Regions from separate parts of the Mus musculus genome. Here region 1 is linked to region 2. Evidence: chromatin loops called from intact Hi-C (ENCODE). Cell type or tissue: left cerebral cortex. All regions are shown on one strand. Links, peaks and the distances in the headings refer to the core of each region. The heading gives the core; the rest is flanking DNA.

Region 1 (2,914 bases), core at 316-2,815, 99 kb after region 2:
CCGGGGTCTTGGGAGGTGGGGTGTGTTATAGATGCCTCGCTGAAGGCAGAGCACTCTGCAGTCTCTCAGTCTGGGTCTTGACAATTTGTGATCAACAATCTGTGTTGATCACAGCATCCTGGATTACTTGTAAATGAAAACGTTTTCCTACTTAGCATCTAGCAACGCCATTAGCAGCTATTTACCCAAGAAAAGTGAAAATAATGCCTATGAGGCAGGGGTCACAATTGCCAGGAATCTGGGAACAGCCAAAATGCTAGTGAACATGGAGGCTCCAGACTGGGACGGTTGCCCCCTGGAGCAGCGCTCCATGGAGTGTAGAGAGCAACATACGGACGTACGGGTGGACATACTTACTTACGTTCAGAACGGACGGACCTCCCGGGTGTGTGGCATGAAGAGTGGTGCCGAAACAAGCACAATATGCTTCCATGTATAATTCTGGTGAGAAAAGTCACTAGAATAGTTGTCTGGGAATGTCCAGAAGTGATGTGCATCACACACACACACACACACACACACACACACACACACACACACACACAATCCATTTCTGGGGCAGTCAAAAGGGCTTATATGTTGGCTAATGTGATGTGGGTATTCTGTATTCTGATATTAGAAGAAAGATATGTACATATTTATCATATACCAATTTTGTCTTAGTTAAAATAACAAGACAGAGGCTGAGTGTGGTGGTACTCAGCACTTGGGATGCAAAGACAGGTGGATGGTTTCCATGCCAGCCAGAGCTACATAATGAGACCTTGTCAAAACAAAACAAAACAAAACAAAACATAAATAAAACAAAAAAGGGAAGAAAGCAAGCAAGCAAACCAAACAGAAAAAACAAAAAACAAAAAAACAAAAAAAAACAGGAGCTTGCTCTGATGAGATGGCTCAGCAGATAAAATCTACAAGTTGTCCTCTGACCTTCTCATGCATGCCACTGCACACATAGGTCTGTGTACATGCACACACACAAAGAATAAGTAAATAAAAATTACAAGAGAAACAGAAGAAGAAATCCCAAGGAGCCTGTCATTTTAGGCCCCGAGCAAGGTCTTCATCACACGAGGCTGTCCTCAGAACAGCTCTTTCTTTGCCCAGGCATCTGCAGTGTACAGGCAGACCTGCAGAGCCCGAGGGTCTGGCCTGGCCCTCACTGCTTGAGCGAATCTCTTCAGCTTAGGGAAGCAGCTATAAATTCCTCTTGAAGTCTGTGTGAGCCCTGCTGCACTCGGGTCTTCTCTAAGTCTCTGCGTTTATTTTAAGCCTTTCCCCATTCCGTGGCTGAGTCCATCAGAGAAAATAAGCGTTCCCCTGGATGACGCGTGACCCCAGTAGAGGGCAAGCTGTCTGGCCAACTTGGGCAGCCAACAGAGGAAGGTGTCCTGGAGGTCTGCACCACCAGTTGGATCTGAAAGGATGGATGCTTTCCTGCTGTTCCCTGGCCAAGAGGCGAGAGGAGGGCCAGACAGCCTGGAAAAATAAAGTTTCCTAGTGACACCTCCAGGCCAGTCCTTCAGGAAACCCATGCTCTTCCCCAGTGCCAGCATCACATTTGTGCTGACTCCCTTGGGGCTTCCAGCCACTGGGAGTCAGATGGAGGAGGTGCCCACAGCGCAAAGGGGAGGAGGAAGAGGACTAAGGAGATGGAACAAAGCAGAATCCGGGAAGGGATGGGGAGGAGAAAAGGAGGCAGACTCGGGACATCTGATACATTCAGAATTTCATCCCTTTGCTGAGGGTTTGAAGCTTTCTGCACACACTGTACACCGTGGGTACCAGGGATCGATGTTGTAGGTATGGATCTGGGTCAGGAGGACACCAGATGGCATCTGTGGCTTCTTGCACAGAGAGTGATGGAAACACACAGTTCATTAGAAGAAAGAACACTTCTGTGTAAGGAAGATGGCAGAGGGAGCAAGATTAGACTTCAGTGGCCGTGAGGATCCCTAACGGGTCATTTCCACAGTACACACCATCTCCCACACTCGTTTGTCCCAGACTTTTCTTGTTCTAATCTGTCCTTTACATGTAGCCCTGGCTGGGAAGGGTCTCCAACTTCTTGCCAACTGGCTTCCTTCATATCTATTGATCTTTAAAAGAAGAGAAAGCAGGGACTAGGGAGTCAGGGCATTTGCTCAAGTTCACTCAGCTAGTCAGAGGGGAATCCAGCCAGAGCCTCCATCTTCTAGCCCTGCTGAGTGTTTACATGGGACACAATTCAGCACAGCTCCAGAGCCCCAAGGGCTGCTGCTGTCTGTGGAGCATTCTGCCACTCACTGGTGAAAAAGCAGGGCCTCCCACCCCCTACCTTTTTAGGAAATGTAGATTTGCAGGAAACACTTGGCTTTGATGGGCAGGACTAATTAGAGGTCTTTTTATTTTTATTTTTTTAAAACTGAGTCGATGTATTTAATTCCGTTTGCCCACAGTCACTGGGTATTTGCAACAAGTCCAGGGCGCTGGGAGCTGAGTCTGTTGGACACTGAACCATCCTTGGATTTTCTTGGCGTTGTTCTCTTTCTCTCTGGTTTTGTTTTGATTTTGTTGCTGTTCTCGTTGCTTTAAAAATACACACACTCTGGAGTCGGATACTTTGACTTCTTTGATGCTTGGGAAGCCAACCATACACTCCTAAAGTTAGACAGAATGGAGTTGACCTTGGCAGAAATTAGACCACAGCCTCAGCGGTCTCTGGCCATGGGCCTGGCCCACAGCCGGTGCGGTCAGCAGAGTGTCATTAAGTTCTCTGGAGAAAAGCAGAGCTCAGAGACCTGCCGCTTCTACCGCCATTGGCGTCCTGCCCCTCCCTGTGCAGGCAGGACCAAGTGCTAAGGAGAGCCAAGGCTGTAGTGCCGTGGGTTGGTGGTGGGACCCACAGAATGCCTCCTTAAACTTCAACAGATGT
Region 2 (2,914 bases), core at 96-2,595:
GAAGCTGAGAGGTAGCCCAGTCCATGTGTCCTTCAGGTGAAGTGTGTGTGTGTGTGTGTGTGTGTACACAAGCATGTGTGCTGTGTTTGCATGCTTTATGTGTGTGCACATGTCTGCATACTCATGTGTGGGCGTGCACATGGAGATGAGAGGACAACCTTGGATGCCATTCTTCAAGTGCTAATCACCCTGTTTTGCTTTGGGTTTTGGTTTTGGTTTTAGTTTTGATGCAGGATCTCCCAGTGACCAATCAGGCTAGACTGACCGGCAAGCAAGCTCTCTGGTGCCTGGATTATGTGCCTGGATTATGAACGCTCATTACCACACCTCGCTTTGGTTTCATGAAGGTTCTGGGGTCACACTCACCCCCACTGCACAGCCACCATCAGCTGTGTCCTCTGGACATTCTGACAGGTTGTTAGAACTGTTTCTGAGAAAATATGATTCCCCACCCCAGCTTCAGCATGGATCCGGGCACCCCTGACATTCAGTGGCACTCACTTCTGCTAATAGGGATCTTAGAGATGATCTTGGAGACGGAAGGCATCAGTCCAAAATGGCCACACAGCAAATACAAACGGTGAGCCAGACAACTTGTCTCGGTGACACCTGAATCAAGGCAGGGACCTTGTGTCACAAAGGGAGCAGCAGCCATAAATATCCACAGTGGTGTGAAATACCAGAATGCTCTCCACAGCCCATGAAATGGACATAAATGTTTACTTCACACTATAATTATGAAGAGGGGCCATGGATCGCCATAAAACCCTAAAGATTGATGCTAAACCAACCACCTCCTTAGTATCATAAATTCTGCCTGCGGTTATATGCAGTATTTAATAAACATTAATGAAAATTTTGTTTATAACACATTTTTTTTTAAAAAAATGGGGCTGGTGAGATGGCTCAGTGAGTAAGAGCACCCGACTGCTCTTCCGAAGGTCCGGAGTTCAAATCCCAGCAACCACATGGTGGCTCACAACCATCTGTAACAAGATCTGATGCCCTCTTCTGGAGTGTCTGAAGACAGCTACAGTGTACTTACATATAATAAATAAATAAATCTTTATAAAAAATGGTTCATTTTTATCTTATGTGTATAAGTGTCTTGTTTGCATGTATGTCTGCACACTACATGTGTGCAGTTCCCATGGAGGCCAGAAGAGGGTGCTGCATCCTGTAGAGCTGGAGTTAAGGATGCCACATGGGTGCTAGGAATTGAACCTGGGTCCTTTGCATAAGCAGCAAGTGCTCTTATCTGCTGAGCAGTCTCTCCAGCCCTTAAGAAGCTTTTTTTTTGAAAGATAGTTGCAATTTAGTTTTTCCAAAGATAATTAGGGAGACTAGTAGCTAAGAATAAATAAGAGATAAAGTATCTCAATTCTCTTCTATATTTTATTATTCATTTATTGTGTGTGTATGTATGTGTTTATGTGCATGTACACATGTGTGTAGAGTTCAGCAGTTAATATCATATATCTCCCCCAGTCGCTTTGACCCACCTGTGTCCACCCCTGACCTCCTGAGAGTCCTCAGACTATAGATGAGCAATATTGTACCACACTTTCACCTCGGAGCTGGGGATCCAACGCAGGCCCTTATGCTTACACAGTGCTATGGTTTGAATATGAAATGCTCCTCATATATTTGTGTGCATGAACACTCGGTCCTCGGCTGATGGTGCTATGGTTATGGAACCCTTAGTCGGTAGAGCCTTGCTGGAAGAAGTGGGTCACTGGGGATGGACCTTTCTAACCTTGCCTCACTTCCTGTTCATTCTCTGTTTCCTGAATCCAGGTGCAGTGTGACAGCAACCTCCCACGCCATGCCTTTCCTGACACAATAGACTGTGTGCCCCTACAACTGTAAACCAAAATAAGCCCCTCCTCCCTTGCATTGCATTTGCCCGGGTGTTTTACTACAGCAACAAGAAAGGAGCTGAGACATGTCACAAGCAAGCCCTTTACCAACTAAGCCATCTCCTGGCTCTCTATTCCTTTTAGGCGCTCCCACAGCATCTGGGACTCTGGGCTCCACCCAGCTGTTGCTATAGGAAAACATGCCAGCAGCAATTCCTGCCCACCTCTGAGCTTGGGCCCCTCTCACTGTGTGGCCACTCACCTCATCTCTGTCCTATCCCATCTCTGTCCTGAGGCCTAGGAAAAGGAATATAGTGTCTTTTGGGAATTCATGTCTTGCTGGGCACTTTAATCCCAGCACTCAGGAGGCAGAGGCAGGCAGATCTTTGTGAGTTTGAGGCCAGACTGGTCTACTGAGCAAGTTCCAGGACAGACAGAGAAACCCTGTCTCAAAAAAAAAAAAAAACAAAAAAAACAAAACAAAAACAAAAACAACAAACAAACCAAAAAACCAAAACCCTATTTTGAGACAGAGTCCCATGCAGAGCAGGCTGGCCCCAAACTGATTCTGTAGCCAAGGATAACTTGAGCCTTTGGTCCCCTTACCTTCATTGCCCAAGTGCAGACATGCTGTTTATGATCGCTAGGACCCGAGCCAGGGCTTTGTGAACACTAGGCAGGGACTCCACCAACCAAGCTGTATCCCTCGGCCGGAGAGGCCACTCATGTGCCAGGGGCTCTGTGGACTGTTTCGGTGCCCACAGGACTCTCTGTAAGTTGAGTGTCTCCAGTCTGTGTAGAAGATGCTCAGGTTGGATTCGTCAGTGGAAACTGTGTCTTGAGGAATGCCCCTGGAGTCCTGAGTCTTGGACTCATTAGAATGAGAGGTTATGCACCGGGCTCTCTAACTGCACTCCCCTCTGCGTGAGAGCGAGGGATCCTAACAACTGGCAGGCGAAGCACACAGTTCTAGGCTGTGCATGGCACGCTCCAAAGCTGAAAAACACCAGCAACTGTCACTGTTTACAGAGAGGGCTGGCTGACGGAAAATAGTA

What was found. Hi-C counts contacts between places; a loop is a spot of excess contacts. Peaks named below come from ENCODE experiments on the same cell type or tissue, not always from the same donor. Only the 100,000 strongest peaks of a DNase experiment are listed, where the experiment ranks them.
Region 1: a loop joins it to region 2, with 2.5 times the contacts of the local background. A loop is called at or near these places in 4 of 42 quality-filtered maps.

The regions. Positions count from the first base shown.
Region 1 is chr9:61,157,108-61,160,021 of GRCm38, forward strand. No RefSeq gene overlaps it. Among named protein-coding and RNA genes, the nearest start is that of I730028E13Rik, 20 kb to the left of the region's middle. In left cerebral cortex, for the core only: no CTCF peak of the experiment used is centred there; DNase peaks (open chromatin) are centred at 1,293, 2,268 and 2,596.
Region 2 is chr9:61,058,249-61,061,162 of GRCm38, forward strand. Gm46116 (a long non-coding RNA gene) reads left to right here. Exons shown (of 3, transcript XR_001779194.1): 3 at 223-932. Among named protein-coding and RNA genes, the nearest start is that of Gm46116, 2.8 kb to the left of the region's middle. In left cerebral cortex, for the core only: a CTCF peak has its summit at 1,158 (motif pointing right); no DNase peak of the experiment used is centred there.